7 separate regions of the Mus musculus genome follow, and regions 1, 2, 3, 4, 5 and 6 are each linked to region 7. A link is a loop called in an ENCODE intact Hi-C map of the cell type or tissue named here. Cell type or tissue: left cerebral cortex. All regions are shown on one strand.

The links. A loop is a pair of places that touch in the nucleus more often than their neighbours do. Peaks named below come from ENCODE experiments on the same cell type or tissue, not always from the same donor. Only the 100,000 strongest peaks of a DNase experiment are listed, where the experiment ranks them.
Region 1: a loop joins it to region 7, with 10 times the contacts of the local background. A loop is called at or near these places in 33 of 42 quality-filtered maps.
Region 2: it touches region 7 in a loop (2.5-fold over the local background); 5 of 42 quality-filtered maps call a loop at or near these places.
Region 3: a loop joins it to region 7, with 7 times the contacts of the local background. A loop is called at or near these places in 10 of 42 quality-filtered maps.
Region 4: it touches region 7 in a loop (4-fold over the local background); 7 of 42 quality-filtered maps call a loop at or near these places.
Region 5: a loop joins it to region 7, with 2.4 times the contacts of the local background. A loop is called at or near these places in 3 of 42 quality-filtered maps.
Region 6: it touches region 7 in a loop (2.6-fold over the local background); 6 of 42 quality-filtered maps call a loop at or near these places.

Annotation. Positions count from the first base shown.
Region 1 is chr13:18,055,092-18,059,091 of GRCm38, reverse strand. No RefSeq gene overlaps it. Among named protein-coding and RNA genes, the nearest start is that of 4930448F12Rik, 43 kb to the left of the region's middle. In left cerebral cortex, a CTCF peak has its summit at 1,682 (motif pointing left); a DNase peak (open chromatin) is centred at 1,670.
Region 2 is chr13:18,696,915-18,700,914 of GRCm38, reverse strand. No RefSeq gene overlaps it. Among named protein-coding and RNA genes, the nearest start is that of Vps41, 18 kb to the left of the region's middle. In left cerebral cortex, a CTCF peak has its summit at 2,044 (motif pointing right); a DNase peak (open chromatin) is centred at 2,078.
Region 3 is chr13:18,122,624-18,126,623 of GRCm38, reverse strand. Pou6f2 (POU domain, class 6, transcription factor 2) reads left to right here. Exons shown (of 9, transcript NM_175006.2): 9 at 958-1,664. The coding sequence ends at 1,462. Among named protein-coding and RNA genes, the nearest start is that of 4930448F12Rik, 24 kb to the right of the region's middle. In left cerebral cortex, a CTCF peak has its summit at 1,982 (motif pointing left); DNase peaks (open chromatin) are centred at 903 and 2,013.
Region 4 is chr13:17,835,987-17,839,986 of GRCm38, reverse strand. No RefSeq gene overlaps it. Among named protein-coding and RNA genes, the nearest start is that of Gm24018, 28 kb to the right of the region's middle. In left cerebral cortex, CTCF peaks have their summits at 1,309 (motif pointing right) and 2,274 (motif pointing left); DNase peaks (open chromatin) are centred at 641, 1,321, 1,787 and 2,256.
Region 5 is chr13:18,331,036-18,335,035 of GRCm38, reverse strand. All of the region lies in intron 3 of Pou6f2 (POU domain, class 6, transcription factor 2), which reads left to right. Among named protein-coding and RNA genes, the nearest start is that of Gm46402, 14 kb to the left of the region's middle. In left cerebral cortex, a CTCF peak has its summit at 2,243; no DNase peak of the experiment used is centred here.
Region 6 is chr13:18,715,642-18,719,641 of GRCm38, reverse strand. Vps41 (VPS41 HOPS complex subunit) reads right to left here and starts at 2,350. Exons shown (of 29, transcript NM_172120.4): 1 at 2,306-2,350. The coding sequence starts at 2,326. In left cerebral cortex, no CTCF peak of the experiment used is centred here; a DNase peak (open chromatin) is centred at 2,347; H3K4me3 peaks cover 1,750 bases; H3K27ac peaks cover 900 bases.
Region 7 is chr13:18,808,230-18,812,229 of GRCm38, reverse strand. Vps41 (VPS41 HOPS complex subunit) reads right to left here. Exons shown (of 29, transcript NM_172120.4): 8 at 1,679-1,798; 9 at 517-663. Among named protein-coding and RNA genes, the nearest start is that of Vps41, 93 kb to the right of the region's middle. In left cerebral cortex, a CTCF peak has its summit at 2,043 (motif pointing right); DNase peaks (open chromatin) are centred at 1,766 and 2,019; H3K27ac peaks cover 318 bases.

The DNA.
Region 1 (4,000 bases), 750 kb after region 7:
AGCAAATGTTCTAGCACTGAGTGACACCTTACACCACTCCCAGCCAATTTTTAAAAGATAGAGTCTCACAAAATTTTCCAGTCTAGGCTGGATCTTGTTATGAATGTATCCCAGGTTAGCATCACACTTGCAGTCCCCCTGACTCAGTCTCCTGAGCAGTTAGGATTACAGATGTATACCACTGTATGCAGCTTAAAACCATCTCTTGGAAAATATAATTCCTTCTTTGGTCCTACTGCTCTCACAGACTAAATGTGTTTCAAAATGTGTTGAGGGCAAGATAATGCCTTCAATAATGGTTTCAAGGCCAAATGTTAAAATAAATAAAATATACATAGAAGACTTAAGAGAACAACTTCCTCAGATTACATTAGCCAAGTAGCTGCCACTGAGCAAAATCTGTGGAACAGCTGGCCTTCCCCACTATTTCTCCCTTGACCAAAAGAGGACCTTGAAATGAAGAATGATAGACCAATTCCTGCCTCTAGTGTTCCTGGAGTATCTGGAGAGTTCCAGGCTCAGACTAAAAGCATGACTATTATGTCAACAGGGATCACAAGGAAAATTCACTGTCTGATGTCTGGGTCAAATCAAGGAATCCAAAATGGTAACTGGCTGCTATATGATGAGATAGTAGAGGCAGGTATGATGTCATATGCCTAAAACCTCAGCATTTGGGAAGCTGAAGCAAGAGGATTATGAGTCGAAAGCCTGGGCTATATGGTGAGATCCTGTCCTGGAAGGGGTGGAGAGGAAAAGAGAAAAAAGAAAGAAAAAAAGAAAATATTCCCCATAATGCTACTATTTTCATAAAGAAGTGACCGCAACCATTTTGCGAGGGATTCATGTAAATCATATGTCCAACTACTGCCCTAAATTTTTATTAGATTTGAAACTCAGAAAAGAAAGAGCTGGTAACAAAACACTGAACATGCCTTTAAAACATCCCTCTTCCCACATCTATTGCCAAAGCCACTTCCCATAGACCCTGCATAAGTTCTAGCACAGCTCTGCCCTCCCCTGTGTCTTAATTCCTTCCAAGAGTGCTAGTCCTTGATTTTGGTTACTTGTGTTTCACAAGCTCCTGGAATTTCCGTTTTTTGAGTGGCAGGGCTTTCTATTCCACTCTTCTTACCTCTGCCATGCCTTTGAAGGCCAGTGGAAGGATTCTACTGTGTTAAACTGTGGTGTCTGTTGAAGGATTTTAGCCCCCTGGTACCAGCACTAGAGAAAAACCCTTCTGAGCATCCTGGAGATCCCTAAGCAAGGGGACTTGTGCTCATCAATAAAGCCCAAGTTGATGAGAAGGTTTTTCAGGTGATGTGTTCTGTGTTCCTGCATAGCTAAGCGGTGAGGGAAAAGACCAGACCATTCCTAATGTAATTTCAAGTGAGATTTGTTTTCATTTTCTCTTAGAAAAACCAGGATAATTTTTAGGGACATTTGACACCCCAGGAAAATCACTGTGTATACACACGAAGAATTTCAGCTCTCCAGAGAACTCACCACCGAGAAAACTTGAGAGAATGGACCTTGGCATGTGGTGGTGATGTAAAATCGAGGGTGATGCTGGCCCTTCTTTTCTTTAACTCTGTTCTCAATAGGAACATCTCTCATCCTAGTGTACTGCAGAGGCCCAAGCACTCTATTTCCAAGCCCAGTCTTTTAGCGCCACCTGGTGTTAACTACTGTAACCACCCTTTAGCCTAATAAAAACTAAGTCTCTTTCTTAAGTACGCAAAAGTCAAGTTCATCGTCATAGGTAAAGTTCAAGTAAAAGCCAATTCAGGGATTGTTGTCCATTCAGCGCATAGCAGGACCTTGGCACACAGTAAATACCAGGATGACTGGGCACTGTGTTCGTTTTTAATTGCCATGGTTGTTTTCTAAGAATAAAAGAATTTGAAGAAGAACATAGGAACACTGATGCCTAAGATACAGTAGCTTTTCACGGTGTTAACGAGAGATTAGAGAGGTGGCTCAACAGTTAAGAAAACTGGCTGCTCTTTCAAAGAACCCAGCTTTTATACCTATCACCCACATGGTGGCTCACAACCATCTGACTGTCCAGTCCAATGCCCTCTTCTGACCTCTACAGGTACTGTATGAACATGGTGCACAGACATACATACAGGCAAACAAACAAACAGACAAAACAAAAGCAAAAAACATATACATATAATGTTTAAAAAATCGTTAACAAATTGGCTTTTAATAGAAAAAAATAGTTGTTAAGTGGGATTTTTTTAACTTCAGGAAAGAGAAACACTCCTATTTAGGCTAACCATAGTCAGATTTAGGCTAATTGTTGAGTTTCTTTCCATGTTTCATTGTGAGGAGCGGGTGTGGCCACAGCTCCAACATGGAGCCCGGGACTGCTGCCAAGTCTTATGACTGGCACCTGACTTCCTCATATCCCTCAAGATAGCCACGTACCTTGAGCTGCATTGCGCAGATGCACCAAAGATCAGATGATGTGACGAATGTAGTCCTGAGCCAATGAACTGTGCCTACGTGGACTGGGGTGAGGGGGAGTGGACTGGAGGGGATAAAGGGGGATGGCCAAGAGAGGTTGTGGCATTATTCTTTTTCCTACACATTTGTGAAGTTCCTGAATAAACTGCCTTGAGAAGGACATCGGTTTTGTCGCTTCTTTTCTGCTGGTCAGAGACGGTAGCGACAAGTGGTGGAACCCGTACGAGGATGTGATGAGTCCAGAACTCTCCGCAGTCAGAGTAGCCAGTTGGAAAGCTCCCAGGAAAGTGGAATGATTCAAGTTCTCGGTTAGAGACTATTAGGTTCCCGGATTAGGGACTATTGAGGTTCTCGGAGTGAGACAATTAAAGTTACACACACATATAGTATAGTGATCCAAAAACTAAAAGAAAAGCAATTGGTTGTAGCCCCAGAAAAGGTTCAGAAAGGAAAAATGGTGAATTATTTAGGAACTAAAATTTTTGATAGTCAAGTATCTCCCCAGAAAATTCAGATTCGGAGGGATAATTTGAGGACATTGAATGATTTTCAAAAGCTATTGGGGGATATACAGTGGGTACGTCCCTATTTGGGACTAACTAACAAACAATTACAACCATTATATAATATTTTACCGGAAGATATAGAATTAAATTCTCCCCGGCAGCTTACTGATTCTGCCCTCGTAGCGTTAAGTTTGGTTGAAAAGGGTACTCAAAAAAGGGTATCCTCTGGCAGGGCGCCCCTTTGCTATGGATACATCCCAAGATTTCACCCGCAAAAATCTTGTCTTATTGCCCTGCCTTGGTAGCACAATTGGCCTTGATTGGCCTACAACAATGTATTCAATATTTTGGCAATCCCCCTCAGGAATTGATTGTTCCATATAATATGAAGCAAATAGAAGTATTATCAGCTACTGTTGATGATTGGGCAATTTTGAGATGTAGCTTCATGGGAAAGATGGATAATCATTTCCCTAAGGATCCCATTTTGCAGCTGATTAAAGCTCATCCAGTTGTTTTTCCACAAATTACTTCTTGAGTGCCATTGCCTGATGCCCCTTTAATTTTTACAGATGGGTCTAAGACAGGCTGCGGAGCATATTTGGTCCATGGCTCCACGCCAGTAACTTTACAGTTTCCCCCTGCTTCTCCCCAAGTTATTGAGTTGCACATTGTTATAAACGTTTTTGAATTGTATTCTGAATCTTTTAATTTAATTTCAGATAGTATGTGGTTAATTCGCTAGCAGTGATGGAAATGGTGGGGAAGGTGAATTTTCGATCCACTATAGGGGATTTGTTAAATAAATTGCAATCCTTAATTTTAAATAGAAGTTCTCCATTTTTTGTCCAACACATTGGAGCTCATACAGGTTTGCCTGGCCCTTTAGCAGAGGGCAATGATTTGGTTGATAAAGCTGCTAGAGCTGCTTCTGCCTTTTTGATTCAGAAACCTGTAGAACTGGCTCCTGGATTTCATTCACAGTTTCATGTGAATTCCAAAACACTTTCTTCTCAATT
Region 2 (4,000 bases), 110 kb after region 7:
CTCCAGTGGGAACTTAGCAAGCCAAGTTGCACGCTTTCTGAGCTCCAGGTCAGAGAGTCTGCCAAAGATGAGAACAAGGCCTGCTGGTGCCTTGCCGGCAGTAGTGTGGATTACATATTTTAATATTTCACGCAACAGCTCTTAATACACCGAGTCACGCCTCCAAAGCCGTAACTGTTCCTAACATCCTGACAACTTAGTTATGACCACGGTTTGTCCTTAACTTAAATATTCCACTAACTTTTCTTTGTAAGACTGTCCTGTGAAGGTTTCTGCATTGCTATCTACCCTTCTGGAGGGAGGAAGGACTTAAAGGAGTTAACCCCTAAGCTCACAAAATTAGAAAGGTTGATGACTGGAGGCGGGGGTAGGGGGGGGAGCTTTCCTGATGTAAACAGTTACTGTGGGAAGGAGAGACTCCTCCAGTGGGTAGCTGCTGGTCACTGTTTGGGGGAACTGGAGTGATGCAGTTTTGATGCAGTGTCGCCCATGCCAGTGCGGGAGACTCTGTTGATGCAGCTCTGTGAGACTCATCCGTGCTTCTTGTAACTATTCCCACCACAATCGGTAAGGATCCTCAAGAATCTCTGGCTTCCCAAACTGAATGTGAAGGGGATTGTTTCTTTAGTCTGTTGTTGCCCTATCTAGGATGGGTAGAAATATAGACTTCAGAAAAAATCATACAACAAAGAAAAAGTCTAAATTCTTCAGTGTGCATCCAGGACTGTTCAAGGTGTAGAGATTAAAATGAAGAAATAGAGTCAAACGGTATACTTCTTAAAACCTTATTTACATTTTCCTTCCTCCTGTCCATGAGTGTGGTCTAGTCTTATCTCTTCTATCTGCTACCAGTGTCATTTGGGAAAATCAATTCAGTGTTTTCATACAAGAAAGTTGAGTATCTACAACATGTAAAAATGTCTGCACCTGGCCAGAGGCACAATGGGATCAGGACCTCGCCCATCATACACAATTGCTGAACTTTTTACACATCACCATGAATCAAGTCAGTGGTCTTCCCAGCAATTGCAATAGCATGGAAACGCATTTGCTATTACCAGTCCCCTCACCAGAAATCTGTTTGTCTCTGCCTCCCAAGTGCTAGGATTAAAGGTGTGTGCAACCACTGCCCAGCTTATCTCATTATCTTAAGTCAACAATCAAGTCTGTGACTTTTTCAGATGAGCAAGTTGAAATATGGGAAGTTTATATGACTTACACAGTACACACAGAAAAATGCCAGCCTCAGGATCAGAAATCAGGCCTTTTGTCGGGCATCTAATATTCACATATAGAGACATATGAACAGAATATTAAAATAAACAGAATAATAGATAAAGAGTAGAAGCTAAAAGCATGGATATTTACATTTCTCAAACAGAAGAGATTTCTTAGAGAAAAACATCACATTGGCAGAATTGGCAAAGAATGTGCTTTAAAAAAATCATAAACCGCATTCTAAAATAAACATCTCTGTTCTATTATAGACAAGTAACCTCAGATTTTATTAGGAGATCTAAAAGGATAGGATCATAGTACATACACAGTAAACACAAGAAAAATATGCTTCTACTAACTCAGCGTGCAGGACAGCAGACAAAAATGTACGTGCTTATGAATCTTTCTCCCGTTTTCCTTCATTGCCCAGCTAAAAATAGGAGTATACAAGAGTTACGGTGAGTTTCTCAGCCTTTGCCTGGAACAGACTAAACACAGACCCTAAAGAGCCAAGTGTGGACTCAGACAAAACAAATGTATATGCCAGGGGCCCCTCCCCAGTGTTCTGTTCAGAAAATTATCTAATAATGGTAATGAACCTGCTTTTAAGCTTAAAAAACAAAAAGCAAAGAATGAAGAAATAGAGTGTGTTCCCTCCCCAGTGCTTGTAAGATCCTATTAAAAGTTAGAGAATAAAACTTCCTTCTCTAGCAATGTTGCTTTTTCCCATTAAGTAAATATTGATTTCCCCTCCCCCTTTTGATACAGGCTTCAAATCACCAGCGCTCTCTAGGTACACTGCTCTGTGTGTTGCCTACTGCTAAGCAGCCAACAGGGGGTGCTCTCTGCATATTTTGACGAGGGGAAAATGGATTCAAAATGATTTTTTTAGATCTTACTCTCTCTTATTTTCAAAGCACAAGTGAAGACTGCGTCTCTTCAGAAACACAGAAAGGTTTTGGCATATGTGTGCAGAGCAAAGCAAGGAAATGCGTCGGCCAGTTGACAGGAGCTGGAGAGAGATCCGACACATGTGCAGGAAGTGTGAATTAGAGGCTCCAAGGGAATTTGGTCCCTTAATAATCTGAGCCCCTGTTCATCAAAATGAGCCTAAATTTTCTGGGCTATAAAGACTAAGTTCATTGTGCAAGTTATGCGTATTTTATTTCATGAATGTAGGCACAGAATGAATAGAGAGAGAAGGCAGGCAAACACCACTGTAGTCCTGTGATTTTAGCATGACCCGATTTGTTTTTTTGTTTGTTTGTTTGTTTTGTTTTTTGTTTTTTGTTTTTTTTTTCCACATCTGGAGTGCAAGAAAAGGATAATGCATCCCAATGAGCTTTTCTGAGTAAAGTTGATGTCCAGATGGCAAACAAAAAACATGCAGCATTTTGCTACATAAAAATTTAAGCAGATGTGCAACATTGAAATATCTAGTCATGATGTTTGAGAAGGCAGGCTTACACCTGGAAGCAGACTCTACAGTAGTTGCTCACCTGAGACATAGACACTTGGAAAGCAAGGTCGTTTTAAATTATCCTCTTCTGAAGACAGGTGACAAAGAGCAGAAGTAACAAGTTCTCATTAGAAGAAAACTCTGCATGTGACCAGACTTGCAAAATGTACCAGAACATATAATTCATAAGCCACACGTGTATGTGGACATTTTTAGAAATAGTTACTACTGATTTGTGTTTATCACACTAATAAATAAAGTTTCAGAATTTTTAAAGGCTTTATTTTGATTTACACAGCAAAGATCTGAGAAAGAGGGGTAGCCATGGTCATTATTCAATACATAACACAAGGAAAACCGTGCATCTTAGAAACATTTTGTTTTCTCTTTCTGGAGTCTAAAGAACTTCCGGCTAAAAGACATATTTTGATTAAGATAATATTTTTCCCTAATCAATATTTTTTACCCCTGGGTTATTACTTTCTTGAAGGCTTCTCTGCCTTTTCCCCCTTTCTAAATTAGTCCATGTAGCTTATAAGAAACCATCAGCACTGCCATACACCACCGTTTACATTAAATCTTTCCCTTAATATTTACAGCTGGGTGGCAGGGCTTGTCTCTAGCTTTTATAGTCTGGCATCAAATCTTGCAATGTGTGTTTTATACTTAATTGGAGTGGGGATAGGAGCACAGGAGCAGAATTAGCCATTACTGAAATAAGCCTCCTGTTGACCGGTATTCACATTTCCACATCGGGTGGCTAACGGTGAATACTCCTTGGTGGAACACCATTTGGAATGTGATGTGCTTGTTTTACACATGTGCCCAGTGCCATTATATATGTGTTCAACACCTACAACAGTATCTGAAGACCTACTCTGGATTTCTGAACTTAACTCATTGCAAACATGATAAACACTCTGTGGGCCAACATGGGAGAAAGTTCCACATTTTGAGTAGTTGTGGTCACAAATAGGGAAAGAAGGAAACGGGTTGATACTCTACCTTTCACTGTGTTGATTTCCTCCATAACAGGGTCCTCTACTTCCTGAAACACTCCTTGGCTGCACATCTCTAGACACATCCATACTGTGATGTGATTCCTAAAATGGAGGCTCTAAGTTATATGATGCCTTGACATACATTGAAATTGTGAGTGCCTTAAATGGCTGGTCTAACCATACAACAACAAAACAAAACAAACAAACAAAACCACCCTGTTGTATTTTATAAAAAGCCAAAGATATGTTTTATAGAGCACAGTATGGTGAGGTGGGAGGGGTGCCTCGATGGGCCCATGCTGAAGCATCCCCCCTGAGGTAA
Region 3 (4,000 bases), 690 kb after region 7:
TCTTTTGTATTTTACTGACAGAATAAATTTAGTACCAGAAAGGACTTTTTAAAATACTCTATATAATTTTGTCCAGGATGCTTCATATTTCTTTTTAAAGTAAACGTAGCAAAGAATTGCTGATGGCAATTGATGTATAGAAGACCTCATTTACAGAAAATGATATCATTCAAGTCCAGTTTGCAGATGTCCCACATTAAACACAGCATGATGCCCTGGTACAAAAGTGCACCATTACAGTGGATGCTGATTGGAAGGCACGAGGTGGCCTAAGCCCACCCAGGGGTGGGGTAGTCCATAGTAATTACAATGTATCCAGCTGTTTAGGCCAGAACTGCAAAGTAACAACTGGTCTATGTTTTACCTGGACAGGAGGCATGTTGTTAACTTACATATGGGGAAAATTGTTACCAGAGAGAAAGAAGTTAAAATAAGACACAAGGGGAGATAAAAAGAGCGGCATGAGGAGGAGCTTGGCCCAGTAGCCTTCCCAGACTATGATACTAGCTGTAATATTTATCCAAAACCAACACAATGGAGAAGAAAACCAAACATAAAACACAACCGTTTTAAGTGGAAGAATATGACGACTGTTATCTTGAACATCACTGTCTTGGTTAATTTCTGCCTTAAGAATTCTGAAGGTTGGGGAAATGAATCTGGGAACAGCTTGGATCTCAAGAGGAAAAAAAAAAAAAAAAAAAGGCCTGCAAATTGCTTGTGTTTCCTGTACACCGGTGCCTCTTTCCCCTCCCCTGTCTCTGTGCCTGGGGATCTGCATGGCTGGCATGGAGCTTGCTGGGAGGGTGGGTGCTGGCTGGGACAGGGCTGGCTACCTTGCAGCTGGCTGCTAATCTGGAGTGAATTCACCCTGCCAGGCAATCAGGCAGGCAGGCAGGAGGCCCACCCTGGCAGCGGACTCAGTGTAAGACTGTTCTTTCTCAATTCTCCCCCCAGACACACCATCCTGAGAAGCCACTTTTTCCTACCACAGGAAGCCCAAGAGAACACTATAGCTAGCAGTCTGACAGCCAAACTGAACCCTGGCCTTTTGTATCCTGCCAGGTTTGAAAAGCTGGACATCACCCCTAAAAGTGCCCAGAAGATCAAGCCGGTGCTTGAGCGGTGGATGGCTGAGGCTGAGGCCCGCCATCGAGCAGGTATGCAGAATCTCACGGAATTTATTGGGAGTGAGCCATCCAAAAAGCGCAAGCGGCGCACCTCCTTCACGCCCCAGGCCCTTGAGATCCTCAATGCCCACTTTGAGAAGAACACACACCCCTCAGGGCAGGAAATGACCGAGATTGCTGAGAAGCTAAACTACGACCGGGAAGTAGTTAGAGTTTGGTTCTGCAATAAGAGACAAGCTCTAAAGAACACAATCAAACGCTTAAAGCAACACGAGCCCACCTCGGCGGCCCCCCTGGAGCCCTTAGCAGATTCTCCAGAAGAAAACTGTTAGACACACCCATTCATGGTCGGAAGGAAGCATCACAGAAACTGAGCACTACCCTGAATCTCCACAAAAAAAGAAAGGAAGGAAAGAAGAAAGAAGAAAGAATTTAAAGACTTGCCCCAGTCATCATCTCCCTTGTATGTAAAAGACTAAAAAACAAAAAACTACCAAATGGGCAGAATGGTTTATACGTGTCCGTTGGTTTTCCAAAAGGAAAAAAAAAAAAGAATTTTAAATTTTTAAACAAGAAAAATGCCACATGAAGGAGTATGTGGTAGGATCATTCGCTCCCCCACCTGCCTCCCTAACGCCGGTTTTTTTAAAGCAAACCAAATAACCACTTATTCTTTTCTGTATATGATGAAAATGTGAACACCTTTTAAGGAAAAAGAAAAAAAAACTAAACCAAAAAAATAATAAATAAATAAATAAAAGAACAAAAACAAAACAAAACAAACAAACAAACAAACAAAAAAACCCGCCAACACAAACTCGTATCTGTTCAAAGCGAATGCAAGTCTGCCACCTGGAGGAGCACTGCATCCCTTCAGGGACTAAGTGCTGCTCGCTGCAAACCCTTTTAACCAAAGTCGGAACCACTGCAAACGCTACTGCTCGCTCGCCTCTGCGTGAAAAGTTGTGTTAGGAATTTTTACCTTTGTACCAACGGAAAAGTGGGAAGCCCGCTTTCTCCCATCTTTCTCGCCTGTTGTCTGGGCCGCCAGGGTGAATGCCATTGTTGAAATCACTCTGTGTGGCTCACTGTCTACCAATTTGCTTCTTAGCAGATGAAGTAGCTTCCTTTTGTTTTGGTTTGGTTTTTTGTTTTGTTTTCTGAATTGTGTCATTTCCTTTTTCTGTTTTATGTTAGGCAGATGGTGGAGTGGAGAAACAACATGGATGGTGGTGTGTCAAAGCACTCGTGGCTTTCTTCTCACTATGAGTTGTAGGTTTGAGAAAGAAAATGGAGCCCACACCTCCCTTTCCTCCCTACTTCTCCATCTCCCTTTCATGTGGCTCCTGGGATCTTCTGGAAGATAGCAGAGGTGGGAAGGAGCCGTTTCTTCCCCACTCCCATCCTGCAAAAATGCAGGAGACACTCCAGGATAACTAGGTCTATCTGCTGAACGACTGTCAACACCCAGCAGAGGCTGGAACTGCGCTCACGGTCCACACCAGAGATTGGGATTTTTTCTCAGTCTACTAGCCACATATGTGGAGAGCTGATCAAAATTAATTCTGTAATATAAATATAAGCTGCACATATGGTTCAATACTTACATCTGTGTTTTGCTTCTGTTCAAAGCAAATTCTCTCAGAAGTCTGATAGCCAAAGAAATGTCTCAAGGTTTCAGTCCACACACACACAAGCACGTTCACACTCATCCACCTCGCAAAAAGAGAGACCACAAAAAAAAAAAATGATGGTGACCTAGACTGTTAGGGGCGGTCGAGTGTCTGTTAACCTCGTCTTTTCTGGTACTTGTTTCATCAGACAGTGTTGACAGACATTTGGAGCTGGGGTACATCTGTTCTTGGACTATATAAATGGCATAGAAATGTGACAGGCAAATTTAAGCAATTGGAACTAGGCTCTGGCTTCTTGACTCGGAAAGAAGTTTAGCAACAAAGGCTCTCCAATAAAGAAAAAATATACACGTAGCTTATAGAACACATCAGAAGAGCCTTCACTGTTAGCATATTAATTCACTTTTAAAAGAACTTCCCCCAGGCATGGGCCATGAAACCCAAGAAGGCCACCGAATAAAGGGCAAAGAAACCCCTGGAGCCTGCTGATTTTTTTTCACCCAGGTGAGGGCAGAGGGTTCTATCAAAGCAGGCAAGAGAGAACCATCAACATAAATAAATACTCATGAGTAATTAAAAAGCATGCTCATGTACTATCTAGAGGCAAATCATGAAAGGGGAAGAGATAGCCCACCTCCAGCTGCCCAGATGATTACAAAGACTATCTCCCCTCCCCCCCCCCTGCCCCAGCATGCTCTTCCCACCCAGGGGTTCTAGTTTTTTGTTCTGTTGGCTCCTTTGCTGGTTATGAAAATGGGACAATGTAATAGTCCCCTCAGATGGTCCAATCAGCAATCATAAAACTCCCAACAAGGAAGCTAAAAAACAATAATTCTGGACTAGAGTCATTAGTAACAGTGTCTCCATACCACTAGTCTGATTCTAATTGGACCACAACCAGCCCGATTAGTGCCAACAACATCCTGGTAGCATTTCACAACTGCAAAAACTGCACAAATACCAGCAACCCAGAAACCGAAACTTTATTGATTAAAACAGATTTTGTATTCTCCTAGGACCTGCTCCAAATTCCATCAAGAAAAGCTCCCCAAGAGGAGAAGTTAACAAGATAACATACGACCAATGCTAAATGTTTAAAATCTGAACCGGAAACAGGCACATGAGGCCTGCTCAGTTCTGGCATCTATGATTGGGAGAGCATAGAATAGTAAAAATATAAAATAAAACTAATCACCCAGAGTAGAATAAAAAAGAAGCGAATTCATCCCATGGTTG
Region 4 (4,000 bases), 970 kb after region 7:
TACTGTATGTTGGGGAGGGTTTGGGTGAGAGCACCTAAGAGACATGCAGATGAGAATACGGGCTGGAATCTGCTTATGCTCTGGTTTCTGTATCACCCTTGTTCTTCACCAAGTATAGAGCATATTGCTTGTCTTGTTGTATTGTGGATGTTGGGTACCCAACGTGAAGGACGTGTGAATGTTGATCATTGTTGCTTTCACCTGGGCTTAGTCTGAGGAAACAGTAGCTGTTGGCAGCCTTCTTCTTAGAACCATGCTGGAAGGGCTGACTCAGACAGACATAGACCCACAGGGACGAGCTCAGGGGTACAATCATATCATATTGATGGGATTTGAGTCCTATATTCAACTTTATGGCAGGTTGTGGTGGTTTGAACGAGATTGACCACATAGGCACATATATTTGAATTCAGAGGCAGCTAATTTTTAAGGGTCTGAAATATGTGAGTATGTTTCACCATACACTCTCCAATCCTGGGCAGTCATGACCAGTGAAGCAACAGTACCTAGCAGGGTTCTTTTTATTTCAGTACTCCAAAAGTTGGCAGGTGTGCACTCTGTCTCCATGGCTGCCTAGCTTCTTCCCTTGGCAACGGCACCTGGATTCACCCTGATTTCCATCCTGAGCCTCTGATTCATCCCGGGTAGGCCTGTTTCCAAGTGATGATGATGACAAAGATGATGACGATGACAGCAACGATGATGATGACTGTTTCGGGCCACATTTGAGGATAAGTAGTCTCTTAGTCAGGAGCACAGGCTCCCAGGCCAGACTTCATAGGTTGGACCTCCCATTCACCCTCTGTTTGCTGTGTGACCTTGACAGTGCCTTGGAGCTCTACCTAGAAAACGAAGATAAAAATAGCAACGACTCGAGGGGATGATAGCGAGGATTAAGTAAGTTCAGATATAAAAGTACAGATGGATCTATAAATACCCTGTCCATAAAACTACACATAACGAACGTTTGCTATTCTTTTAATTCTGAATATGATTTGTGGCTCATTTATTGTGTAGCGAGTGCACATTGGAAACTATTCTCGGTCTCCAGATCTTTTGCATTCTTAAAGCCTAGAAGACATGCTTAATTTGTCAATAATTAGTTGGTTTTCTCGTCTCTTCATTTTGGACCCTTTGTATACTCTAGAGCGGTACCAAAAATGCGTCTGAAAAAAGATTATGATAGAAATATAGAAAATGTCTTCTCTCTATGTATATACATTAACATATAGGAATACACACACACACACATTTGGAGAAGTCAGCTTTCTGGAGATGCTTAAGTTTAATTTTCTAGTTGTCCATGAGGTGGCAGCACTGCTCTGTAATTTTGCTGGAGAGTATTGTCCACTCTCGCCCATTGACACAGACTGGCTGGCTTGTTTGGATTTTGAACATGGCTTCATAGATCTCAGATTATTTCACACCCTTATTTAGACTCAAGTTCATCACCAATGTGGACAAAGAACACTTTCCCATTGAATGATACTATTGTCTCTTCGTGGCTTGGAACACAATTTCAGTTTGGCCCAAAGTGTCTCAGACGTGGTCCTCAGGAGGGAGGCTTGTGTGCAGTGAACGCAGTGAAACAGGTCCTCCCAGAGGTCCTCGGACCTGACAGTCCAGGTTCGAGGTCAGGAGTGTCATCTTAGGAGACCAGTTCCTCACTTTCCTGCCCTGAGACCCACCCACCGCAGGAAAAGGATAGAGTGTGTCAGACCAACCTGGTGACCTCTGCTCTCCTGAGTTCCTTGTTTTTCCAGGAAGAAAAAGGAAAAAACAGAACATGCGATGTCAAAAGATAACAGGGGACTGGAGGGATGGCCCAGCGGCTCGTTTGCTTGCTGCTCTTGCAGAGGACAGTGTTCAGTTAGTTCCAAGCACCCACAAAAGGCCTCACAACTGTCTGTGAGTATAGTTCCAAGGGATTCCAGGCCCTTTTCTGACTTCCGTGGACTTCGACAGGCAGATGGTGCCCAGAAATTCAAGCAGGCTCACATGCACATACATAAAAAAAAAAAAGTTAATCTTTAATGAAACCAAACTAGGCTATATTCAGATCCCTTACAGCCATGTCAGTTTTTAAGCATCACGATGACGTCACTGAAATTCTATGCCCCAGCAGGTTTTTCCGGGTCTGGCTGACTACTTTCTTACACCTTTGTTTGGGTGGAACCTGTCACTGTAGAAAAATCTTTTGTTTAATTGAAGTCCAAGGGGATTTGTTCTGGGAAAACTTTTGGAGACAGAGTTATGGCGCCCTCTGGTGACTCATCGTAGGCATAACCATCCTGGTTTCCATTTCTGACACCAAACAATCCAGGTTTTGCTTTTTGAATCCTATGTGCGCTCACTTTGAGATTGTTAATTTTCACTTAATTTTGGGATCCCCAAAGTAGATGTTATGAGACTATTTATCAGCAACGTGTAATCAAAGCAGAATTGAAGAGGAAAAGGTGTCTAGAGAGCTGGTACCTGCAATCCTAGGCCCCTTACCCCATCCTTTTCTGGAAGATAGCATAAGTAAATGACTTTCTACCCAGTCGTACAGACCATGTCCTTTGAGGATTCTGCCTCCACCAAAGCTTTTGCCAGTGCCTTGTTTGATAGTGGTGCCAGGTCCTGCTCTTTATGCCAGGAAGTGTCACCAGTAGGTAACACACACTTTGCACAGCGGCCAGGGAGCCATTGCATCGACCTTGGTGGTACCCACAGCTGCATTCCTTATTTGCAGTCTTAAACATGCTGAATTGCAATCTTTAAAGTAGAGCTCACGTGTTTCGGAGAAATCCTTAAGTGACTGCCTAGCAAGCCAAAGTGTGGACATGACAAACTTGTGGATTTGGAAGGTGGATTCCAAAGGCAGGAATCAGTCTGCACGGTTTGCTTTTTTGGTTCCCGGAATGCACTTCAGTCTTTGGGTGTGCTCGGAAGTGCTCTACCATCATAATACATTCCTAGACCCAGTGTCTGTTATTCTTCTGCCATAAACACACTCTCTTATCAACCGCACTCTACCTCTGTAGGTCTCAGCAGTATTCTGGGTGCACAAGTGTGAACTTCCTCATTTTCTCTCTGAAAAATGCTTCCCAATTCTCCCCGTCCTTAACTGCAAATTCAGTGTTTGTAACCAGACTCTTCGTTAAGCAATGTTATATTTTTAAAGAAACAAGTTTAGTTGGGCATGGTTCTGCATGCCCTTAGTTCCAGCACTGGGGAAGCAAAAGCAGGCCGACCTCTGTGAGTTTAAGACCCAACCTTGGCCCCAGTCCCCCAAAGTATCTTTCGTCGCCTTACCCTAACGTCTACCCCTCATAGACTTTGTGAGACCAGCTTGAGCTGCTACACCTGGCTGGAGCCAAAAAGGAGCTGAGCTCCACTCCCGCTTGCATTACCTGCCACTCAGGCTGGTCCACTGGTTCTACAGGCTCTGACTGACACAGGGACCATTGCCTCTCTATCAGGCACACCTGACTGCTAAAAGAACCCTGGCTGGGTGAATAATCTCCACCTTAGCAGGGAAGAAATGTAGACCAGCAGACTTGGGAGGTTAACTATCTTTCTCTAGGAAAAGCCTTGCCGTTTTGTTTTGTTTTGTTTTGTTTTGTTTTGTTTTGTTTTGTTTTGTTTTGTTTTGCTTTGCTTTGCTTTGCTTTGCTTTGCTTTGCTTTGTTTTGTTTTGTTTTGTTTTGTTTTTTTGAGACAGGGTTTCTCTGTGTAGCCCTGGCTGTCCTAGATCTCACTTTGTAGACCAGGCTGGCCTCAAACTCAGAAATCTGCTTGCCTCTGCCTCCTGAATGCTGGGATTAAAGGTGTGCACCACCACCGCCCGGCTGCCTTTTTTTTTTTTTTTTACTAGCCCTGACACCTTTTTGCCCCTTTGATGGACTGTTATTCATAGTTTAAAGCAACCCAGAGACTTACTAGCACAACATTTAGATTTTGATCATTTTTTTCTTCTTCTGGGAACTGAGGCCTGACCCAAAAAAAAAAAAAAACT
Region 5 (4,000 bases), 480 kb after region 7:
AATGCCCTGAAGTTTATTCATAGATGTACCACAAGAGTGCTGCATACTACCCACCAGTATACATGCTATGAAGCATCTACAAACTCAGGTTAAACGTTACTCGTTCAAGTGGTCCATAGCCAGCTCTCCGTCACTACAACAAAAGAACGTAGACACTTTTCTTGTCATATTAAAGAGTTTTCTTGTTGTCTTTCATACTGTTAGAGGTTCCAGTCCATGATCACTCAGTTCCATTAGTCTGAGATCCCAGTGAAGAGCACATCATGGCACAGTGTGTGACAAATCAAACCTTCTACATCATAAGCTTGAAAGCAGAGATAGTGAAGAAAAGGCCAGGGTCCCACACTAAGGAACAGGCTGCCAATGATTTAATGACTTCACAACATTCACTAGAAAGGAAGTCTTGCCATACTGTAATTTACTGATCAAATCTCACCACCTCCTGTTTCTCCAACTGAAGATGTGTTGGAGTACACATGTACCAGTTTACAAATTATGTATGGTGCTGATGCACCACAGTGGCAAAGTCCATATTGGTGAGCCATGTAGCTCACAAAATCCAAAGCATCTACTATTTGGCCCTTTACAGAAAAAGCCTATCTTGTAAGATCCCTACATTACAGCTATAAACAGAGGGGAAGGTCATTTGTGGACAAGCTGCCTTTATTCTGATGGGAGGAACTGGTTTGCTCTATTGTGATAGCCTATGGATAAGCCTGAGCTAGACTCTGACAGCCGATGACAGTAAGAACCTCCTCTCAACCGGAACCACGTCACATGTCCACTGAGAGAAAAATGGCCAACTGCCAATGATACACTCACATAGCAAACTGGCACACAACAAGAAAAGATCAAAGTTCACCTACTTCCAGGAGCATGACTGAAGCTGGGAAAGGTGGATATAGAAGGGTACGTCCTATGTGCTCACCTGCATAAAGTGCCAGGACAGACAAAACTAACTCATGGTGATACAAGTTAAAATAACATGGCAAGGGTGGTGCCTAGAGAAGGGTGCAAGGGGAAGCACCTGGACTGCTCAGATCTCATGTACCTTCATCAGATAGGGCAAGATGGTGAAGAAATCTAATGGTTTAGTTGGGTTAAATTAAGTGTGCTTTCCACATGTGGTAGGTGTGTCTGATTCTAAGCTGCATGAGTATGTGTGCTTGTGTGTACCCGCATGCATGTGTATATGGGTATATGCATATACATGTGTGTGTGCATGTGTAGGGGGAGAGAAAGACTGGGAGAGAGAAAGAGACACACAGAAAGAGAATGTTCTTAGCTGAAGCTATCAAAGTATGCCTCCTGATTGCACCCCCAAATAGTGAGGGAACGTGTGCTAGTTGTCCTAACGATACCTCAGTTTCTCATACTGTAAAACAGCCAGAGGGTGTAGGCCTATAAGTATCTTTATCTACAACTCAAAAATTCTCAATGAAGCAAAGATGTTTTCAGTAACCCTTTAGTGGCAAAATTATTCTTAACCTGTATCAGGCTATATATAAATTTTATTTATCTAACTTCATGTAGAAAGAAAGAGGTAGACCTTTTACATTTTTATTTTTATTTGTGTGTGCTTGTCTGTGTGTGTGTGTGTGTGTGTGTGTGTGTGTGTGTGTGTGTGTGCCTGCATGTGAGCAAGTATATCCATATGCATGAAGATACAGACAGAAGCCAGAGAGTGCTTGGACCCTCTAGAGCTTTCATTATAGATAGTCATGAGTCACCTAAAATTGATGGTGATAATCAAACTCTGGTGTTCTGAAAGAGCAGCAAGTGCTCTTAGCCACTGAGCTATAAGAAAGAGGTTTAATTGCCAGAATATTAGTATGCTTGACTGCCTATGCTATCTCGACCATAGTAGGACATCATGTAATAAATAACATTCATAACTATCGCGTATGTGAATACATTTGCACTGAAGCATCTAGACTGAGGACTTCAAGTAAGGGTTGTGCATTTATCCTCTCCTCACAGAATTTACAGGGCTTGATGCTATGCCTGAGGGTATTATCACAGTGTCTGGCCCATACAAGCTCTTAACAAAGATTCACCTTATTATTATTGTGCTCTCTGTTCTCACTCCAAGGAAACCTACAACAGTAATTTTTCTTAGGGCCAGTTGACATCAATATGAAAACTATCCCATGTCAAGTTTCTAAGAATCATGGCCTACACATTTTCCTTTAAGCAAACTTTTAAAGAAAGGAGTAGAGAGGTTGTGAGGACTGTGGCCCCCTAGGGGGAGCCAGCCACTAAATCAACACCTGGAGGAACTTCACAGGTCTCTCAAGCTTTTAGATTGTATTTCCAAGTGACCTTAGACCAGAAAAGTGCTAAGTGTTCTTGGACAGCATTTCTTGGCATTCCCTGAGGAACTAGGAGGGGAGTTTTATTCCGTGTGGATTCTGTCTGAGTTTAGAAAATCCACCACTTCCTGCATTTGATCTGGGCTAGACATACCTGAACACCCCACTGAAGGGCTTCCTTGTAATGGTGATTTCTCCTCTGGTACTAGTCTATATGTTTACTTACGCAGTTACATGTCTGTTCAAGTCATCTAAGAATAAGTGAGCGAATAAGTTTGAAAACAAACAGCATTTAGATAAAAATTCAAATGTTAAAATTCCGAATGAGTGATCCAAAGAAGTCACAGAAGAATTTTCTAGAGATATAACTGTACTGGAAAGAGGAGGTCACTAACATAGTGACATGTGACTTAGACCTGAGTGACGTCGACATGCATCAAGAACTTGTGAGGCATTCCATGTGTGAGATAGCTAAGTCAACCAGAAAGAAGTCAAATAGAATACTGCATCTTGTACTGACAGAGGAACACTGGCTGAAGACAGCAAAGGTCATCCAGGGACAGTATTTAAGAACTCATTTGAGAGGATATCTTTTGTTGCTTAGTTAATTGAGTTGTAGGCCTGATATTGAGAAGGATTTTCTTAGATTTATTGACCTACACAGTCTATAACATATTTACCTTTTTTAGTATATACTTCTATAAGATCTGGAAGACACTATAATCCAGTGTAACTACCACCACTGTAAGATTGAGAGTTACATCCTGTCAAGCTCCTTTTGAAATTAACCATCTATGGTCCTCAGCTCTTAGCCAACCATCTATATTCTGTCTCAATTGTCTGCCTTTTCCTAAAAGTCATAACCATAGGCATCCCTCAAATCTACCTCCCTGAATTTCACATACAGACCTGAAGAATGCCCGTTCTGTAGTAGAGGGTAACTTCCTTAGCATTGGACTTCATTGCATGACTTCAGGATTAATCCATTCACCAGCGTAAGAACATCTGCATAGTTTTTCATTTTTTTAGCACCTATGAATAAAGACATTATAATCATTTGGTTTTCTTTTTTCTGTGAATATACTTTATATTTCCCTTAGGTAATATTGAGAACAAGATTACTGTTAGATGTACACTAAGTGCCAGCAGTTTTCCAAAGTGGATGTATGGTTTGATAATCTCATTAACAATGTCTAACTGGTGCTGTGACTTCATGCCCTTGTCAGCACTTGGGGTTATCAGTTTTGGATTTGTTTTTTCTTTCTTCTTATCCATTGTTTTTAGTTTAATCATTCTGAGTATGGGTAGTAGCTCACTGAGACTTTACCTTCTCAGATGGCTACTAATGGGCATTTCTTATTGTCTCATTTGCTTCCTCTATCTCCTCTTTGAAAACTGTCTAAAGAAAAAGATTACAGATTTTCTTCTCCTTGGATTGTCATGTGGTAAAATCAAAACTGCAGAGAGACAGATCTAGGCCTAGAATAGACGTAATGTGAAATTAAAACCAGATAGAAGAGTACTTCATAAAGCAAGCATGAGCCGACTGAGAAGGTCTATAGCTACTGAGCAGCACATTTGCAGTGACAGATACTGAGTATGAAAAGCACCAAGTACAATGCCTGCCAGCATCTTGAACATCATAGGTACCATTATTCATGCTGCCCCAGATATATGCAGAAACATTA
Region 6 (4,000 bases), 93 kb after region 7:
TTCATCTTGGGAGAAATTTTGCACTTACAGGACAGGGTACCAAGAAAATGTTTTGCCTCACTCTGTAATTTGTCATGATAGTTCATTTAAATACACATGCCAACTCCTAACATACCCAGTAAGAAGAAAAAAGGATGTCACGGTTTTCAAATAATATTCAAGGTGCCAAAATATTAGCAGCACCAATCCAGACTTAAAAAAAAAAAAAGAAAAAGAAAAACCTACTCATGTTTAAACTAATGATATGAATATTATTTATTTATATTTTGACATAGCAATTTTTATGAATTCATAAAACAATTTATGAATGTCTGCTTCTTTCTGCAACAGGCAGTAGACTACTGGTCTTTCTCAAGGCTGCCCTGATAGCAATGGAGAAGAATGCATTTCCTAAAAGTACATCAGCTGTGAAAACACTACAGCAGGAATAAGGGCTAAATGGAAAACCATGAAGATGATAAGGGCTATTCCACATCATAAAGTTTTTATATATATATATACACATACATACATATATACACACACACACACACATATATACACACACATATTCATATATAAAATTTAGACAGGTTCTTCAGCATATTTTAAGACACAAGGTAGTGTGAAGAAAATGTGAGCTTTGGAGACATGACACTAAAACATTATAGATGTAAGCATGAGACAGTTCAAACTGACTGCATTTCAATTCATTTCTCTGTAAAATTCAATCATTTAATATATTAAGTATTAAGCAATATCCCAATATCAGCCATCAGTAATGAATAAATATTTATCATGTGGCAAGCAGAAGTGAGAATATACAAGGAGAAATAAAAAGCTTAAGATCATAAGTATTATGTAGACGAACATCAGAAGGTGGTTTCAAAGAATGAGCCACAATCGGAAAGCACACCATCCCAGAGGCCTGAGGACAGTAAGGGAGAAGGCCTTGTAGACGTCAGAGATCATGAAAAGGGGCAGTGTGAGCAAAGGTCCTGCGTGGGTACAGGCCTGGACTGGTTACAGAATAGCAAGAAAGGCAGCATGAGACAGAGTGGCTTACAGAGTCACAGAACCGAGGAAGGGGTGGATACTCAAGGCCCTTTAGGGTGATTACAATATGGGCACTGTTTTACCACAGTTTGGGACAAGAGGATTTAGGACATGGAGGCTGTATATGACTTCCATATCAGAATAAATATTTACCTCACAGAATTCTTTTAGAAGGACCAAATGCCATGTGTGAGGATCTTTTTAAGCTCGAAAGCACTGCACAACTGTGAATCAGGTTATCTGCCTGATTTTCTACATTTTAACATCAGACAGCCTTGGCAAATTCCTCTTCTGCATGAGTGGGAATACAAGGGCTACTCCATATTTCTATCACACTGGGTCTAATCTAAAAACTTAACTTGGATGTTTGTTTTACTACAAAACCACAACTGTATTTCAACGTGAAATGAAAATGCTCAATGTGAAAAGCCACCTTGCAGTAGTCAAACTAAGCAAGGTCTGCTGGGAAGGAAAACTCTTTTGCCTCGGACCTGCACTGCAAAAGACAGTTTGCACAAATGATAGTAAAGAGGCTCTTGTTAACGTAATGACAAAACCCAAATTTTTCCTTGTCAAATTCCGTAACTTTTGGCACACTCAAAATAAAGCACAGATGTGAACAGTAAAAAGTCCACTAGTAAATGTCTCTTAGGACAGTAAACAGAGCATCACCATGCATGTCTTAAGGAACATCACAGAAACTGGCAAGCAGGGCATTTAATATATGAGGGGGAAATATGGTAGATGATACATACATATATATGCTTCTATGTGTGTGTGTGTATACATATATGTATATGCATATACACACATACACATATATACATATACTTAAGGAATCTCTTCCGAGTTTTAGCCTGAGTCTTCTATTTTGTTAGTTTCATTTAATTTTGTCCTTCGCCCTATATCAGAACGTCTGTATGAAAAAAAGGCAATAATTTGTACTCAGCACCTCAATGCCACTTCTCAGCTATAGCTGGACGTTTCCATCTACGTCTTGCCAGCAACGGGAATAATCCTTAAAGCCTTGCATAGCAGTCTACTCTTAACTTGCCTTTTTCAAAAAATCCCATTTAACATAAACCAGAAGGGCTGAGCCCAGGCAAGGCCGGCTCGGACAGAGCGGGTGTGCAAGGCGCTATCCGCGCGGAGAAGGGCCACCCCAACTCGCCCGGTCAGAGCTGCCACGTTCCTGGCACTCCGCGTCCCAGAACCCCTCGCTCGGGTCTCCAGCTCCCGGCTGCCCCGAACTAGTTCTGCCAGCGTTTACCTGCTCCTCTGCTTCCGCCATAGCGCAGCCTGAGAGTCATGTGACATACCCGGAAATAGGAGAAAACAGCCCCTGGGCCACAGCCTACTGGGAAATGTAGTTTTTCCCGCACACTAATCTGGTTCCTTAGCCAGCTCTCATTTTTGCTCAACAGAGACACCACTATATCTATAATTAATGCTAAATTGTTATTTTGTTGTTGGTCTACGTTCTGTTGTTATTGTAGCATTAAGTTCTTTCTATTTCAGGCTCCCGTTTACAGTAAAATTATGAATTATCTCATTTTCTATTTCAGGCTCCCGTTTACAGTAAAATTATGAATTATCTCATTTAGTCCTCCCTGTGATCCCTCCTGTTACCGCCATTAACAGGGGAAAGGATAGTAACTCGGAGATTTCACTAAACTTACCTAAAAAGCCTAGGTTTAGAACCTATCCCTCTCCGAAGTCTAAGACTACTATATCAAATGTTCTTTAGTCTGATATGTTGTTGTGCCTGCCCACTCACTTTTTAAAGTGATAGTGACTATTTATATAAAAAAAAAAAAGTCTACAGTGGAAAGTGAGAAAATAATGTGTATTCCTGCAAAGATTTAGTATCTTGGTACATTAAATTGACATCTTTCATTTTAATTTAAAATTGAATTGTATAGATATTTTGTCTGCATGTATGTCTGTGCACACTTAGGAACCTCGTGTCCTCAGATGTCAGAAAAGCATATCAGATTCCCTGGAATTACAGATACATATATTTGAGAGCTGCCATATAGCTGTTGTGAATCAAATCTGGTCCCCCGTTAGAGAAAAAATAGCAACTGACATATGAATATAGAAAATTATAAATCTCTATTGTTTAATTGCTTCGTAACTCACATTGACTATCTTCAAGATACAATGTCAGATAATAATTTGTAAATGTAATATGAAAAACATCATTTAGAAAACTTGAGCTATCCTATGTTTCAGGACAAAGTAAACTATCTTTCCTATTCTGTGGGAATTCACTCATCTTATCCACTGATAGCCATTGTCTGTTTATTGTCTTAAGCAGCTGGCAACTCACAGAGGGCAGCACAGTTGGCAGACTGTGGCAGATGCCTCAGTGCCCTTTCGTTCCCTGTAATTCCCACTGACAGTAGCCTAGTAGGAAGTCATATTCTTAGTACTCAGCATTTCCCTTAGTCTCTAGATGTTGCTTTCTCAACTCATGGTCTTCAATGACCTGGAAGCCATGACGATGTCATCTTTCAGACTCTTGTCTTCTCCCAAGAGCCTTAATAAACCTCCAGCTCTTCCTGAGGCCCCTCTTCCAGTCTGCGCACCAAGCAGCTAATTTGGACACCCACAACCAAGGGTCCAAGGTCATGTCTGATCGAACAGAATTTTATATATGTTATTAAGCCACTCAGGCCCAAACAGCACTCATGGTGGACTTCAAGCTACTGAAAGACCTTGTTGTGAGAATTTTTTTTTAACTGGCAGGTGCCTAGACAATCTATCTCCTTCTTTCTAAGGTACCAATAACAAACCAAACTTCAGACCCATCAAGCTCCCCTGGGGAACCAATGAGCTTATTGAGCTTACAGAGCATGGGTGAAGGGCTACTGCCTGGAGCACAAGTGGCCCCAAAGCAACCACAATGGAAAGTTTTTACCCTCCCTGGCTGAAGACTTAACCATAACAATACATGGGTTTT
Region 7 (4,000 bases):
TCAACACCTTTGACTAAGCCACCAAAATCAACCACACGTTCCATAAACAGCCAAGGAACTGCGGTGGGATCATGGGAAACTAAAACAGAACTCAACAAATACAGCATCATTCTGAGAACAGAAAAGGGCAATTAGTTTGCCCATCATAGAAAAGGAAAGCACAGCTGGGCGTGGTGGCGCACGCCTTTGATCCCAGTACTCGGGAGGCAGAGGCAGGTGGATTTCTGAGTTCAAGGCCAGCCTGGTCTATAGAGTGAGTTCCAGGACAGCCAGGGCTACACAGAGAAACCCTGTCTCGAAAAACCAAACCAAACCAAACAAAAAACAAAAAACAAAAAACAAAAAAAAAAAAAAAGAAAAGGAAAGCACATCTTAAAGTCTGTACTTGTAAAATAAAGTGGTGCTTCATCCTAGCACCACAGTGTTCAGATGAAAATATCAGGTTTGCCAGAAACCAGTCATGAGTACAATAAATCTGTAATGATTTGGATTTAATAGAAAGACCAAGTAAACGACCTTGATGGAAGTTCCCCAGCCAATAATGAGTGTCACATTGTCCTTCCAGCAGAGGCTGCAGGGGTACATGTCTGGGCGAAGACTTATGTCATCTCGGGGCACATTGCTGATTCTTTGCTTTGAGGTGATGTCAAAAACCTTCACACCCTACAAACCAAAGCAACATTAAATTAAGTGTCTTGTATCTCAGAGAGGGATCGAGCAAAGCAAGACGTGTCGCACTCAAACCCATAACGCTGTTCACTGGGCACGCCCAGGAGCCATACAAGGCCATGGACTTTCTTTATACAAACCCTTTGAGAACCAAAGCTGCAAGGCTCCTTTCTGGACAAAGGCTGTTATTAGTGGAGGGCGTAAGTAACACAAATCCAGCACAAACATGTTTTGCACAGAGACACCAAGTTTGCTTTCAACCTGATAGGTGGCGAGCATTTCTAAAGGAATTCTTCGGAAAGAGAATGAGTTTTAGTTTTTCAGAAAGCTTTGGGTCTGAAAACCCATCCATTCAAAGACAACATGTGACCCTTCAGAGTGCTCAATGGAACCTTCAAGTGCCTCTGGCTGATCAGGAGCCTGGAGACTGGCTGTTGTGAGGACAATCCCAGCAGCAGGGTTGAACTGAGACAATGTCAACTCTTTCTGACCAAATGCAACTGATTTTCTCAGCTACGTGTTGAAATTTCAGAAAACATGACAGATATGAAAAAGACTACTCTTTAAACTTCCTCCAAGCCCCACTTTACATAAAATAAACTTTAAGTGCAATACTGAGAGTACAATACACTTTTCAAATGACAGGCCCATGATTATACCTGGAGTAAAGAGGAAGTCACAACTTGCTTCTCTCAGTGCTCATGAGCGCCGGGTGAATGGCATTTCCAGAGCACATGCCTGAAGCAGCCCTGCAATGATTAAGGTGGCTTTTCATTTTCTTCGTTGCTCTGTGCCTCACTTTCTTCCTCTAAAGAGATTTTAGTCCACAATGTGTTGGGAATTGCTGTAGTATGAAAACCCAGGCGATCTGACTTCCTTAAGCTGAGGTGTGGTATCAATCACCCATACCTATCAGAATTCTAACTCCACCGAGTCTCTGTCCTGCCCTTTCCATCTGGCAATCTGCTGCCACTGTGCAAGTGCTAGAGAGACAGACAAGTGCCTTTACCATATTGTTGGCCCAAGCAATCAGATGGCCTCTCCACTTCACACTCCTTATGTTTCCTTCCCCTTCGTGTAGCACAGAAGACTTCCATCTGTTCATCCAGGTCCGTTCAAACAGCAGCAGCTGAGGACACAGCAAAACACAGGCTTTCAGGTCTCCAGAGTCACACAGAAGATCCTTCACTCATCCTCTCTGCCTGTCAGTGTTACCAAGTGACAAACAAGCCGCTCTCAGTATTTTTTTATGCTTATTTTAAATAGATACCCTCGTTTTGGAAACAATCCCCTACATATCTTGAACTGCCTGAATTCCTATTTAAATTAGACGAGCACTGAGGATATGACAAGTCTCAGCCACAAGATGGCACCAAAACACCACGACTCGGGGCAAACAATGCCTTAGTGAATCCAGCTTCAGGACGGCTTTTCAACTGGGAACTAATTAACTGTGTAAACCGGGAAATCAGAACCTTTTAAGTTTCTCACTGACAAAGAGAGTCATCACAGGTTCAACTGCTTTAGTTGGAAGCGAGCATCTTTTTTTTTTTTTATTTAATCCAAAGCAAATAATGTGACATTATCTTTTTAACAGTAAATCAAATCACAAAGTATGAACCATTTGCTTTAAGATTTGGGATCTTTACATTTTCCACAGTAGCTAGACACTATATAAAGATTAGAATCTATTGTGAAGTCCCACTGACTATTTTAAAATAAAATATAACTGGTCAAAACTCCTTAATTCTGAAGAAGACACAGGTCTGATAATTCATCCACTGAGAACATATTCTTCTTGATATACTCAACTTCAACTCTTTAAGCAGTGCCACCTATAGCATGTATCGCTGAAAGCACAACAACCAGACGTATGTGTGTTACTGCTGTCTGCTACACTGAGGACAGAGGCTGAGAGAGGTCTGGGGTGAGGCGGAGATGAGCTTCACTATTGTCGGCCTAGAATGCTGGTGTAGATAGAGTTCTTGGTCTACTATCCCTCTGCCATCATACTCTAGGATTGTTGGCAGGTGCCACCATTCCTGGCAAGAGAATTTTTAAAATTCCTTTCAGTTTACCTCAGTGTTTTGTGTATCTACTACCAGGCCCTAAGTATAAGGGAGGAAACATCAGGGGCAACCTAGAAATTGATGCTATACAATTAAAGTTATATATGACAACCACAGATAAACTAAAAACATGGCAACTACTGAGCACAATATGGAGATGGACAAAATCAGGACTATCAGTCAGTGTGTCTGTCTATCTACCTACCTATAAATATCTGTCTCTATATGTGTATTATCAATATAAAGATACTTAAGATATTAAAAATACTACAAAATAGTATTTTCTATGATACCACTTAAATATGAATAAATAGCCACATAATAAATATTTACACAGAAAGTAGTATAGAAATATGAAGCATATATTACAAAGTAATCATAATTCTAGAAAAGGGTATGAAGAAATCTTACATAGAAATTTTTCTAATTATTCATGTGATTTTTTTTATAATGTTAACTCATTAATAAGGATGAAGTCCACGTTTTACAACCAAGTTTAATTTAGGGAGCTGGATGAAGCGATAAAAAAACATACTGAAATCTTAAAAGAGGACAAAAATGTGCTTCCAAATTAATTTACAGAAGCCACCACTATTTTTTTAATTAAAAGATCTTTGAGAATTTTATGAGAACTGTATTTACATGGCTTCTACTTCTCCTTCCTCTTCCTCCTGAATTCATGACCTCTCCTTTAATTATTGCTACACACACACACACACACACACACACACACACAAGCCATCGTACAAGTACAACCTGCAGAGTCTATTTAGTGTTGCGACTATGTACATGTGATAAAGGCAGACTGTCTGGGCCTGGAGAACCTATCATGAGTCCTGACGAAGACTGAATGAAGGAGATGTCACAAGACACTATCTCTAGATGAAGAGGTATAAGCAATTAGTCACAATCCTTATTTTAAAATATACCATCAGCTTCTTCAGAAAACCATTACGACTTGCTGTAAACAGAAACAACATTCAGATTCACTCCACAGAGCTCCCTGTGCTACAATCAGTTTGTTTGGGGTTACCAGAGGAAACTGAGGCCAGCAGGGTCCTAGCTTCCCTTTGTCCTGTTCTGCTTCCAGGAGTTCTGGCAGGAAGAGAAGGAAGGAGACCAGAACTCAGATGTCAGTCCATGTCAGCTTTGGTTCAGACCTGTAGCATCTGTGTAACACGCAACAGGGAGAGCAAAGATCCTCAGTGAGGGTTTCGTAAAGACAGAAAGTCCCAGGCACTGGAAAAACAGAACCAGGCTGA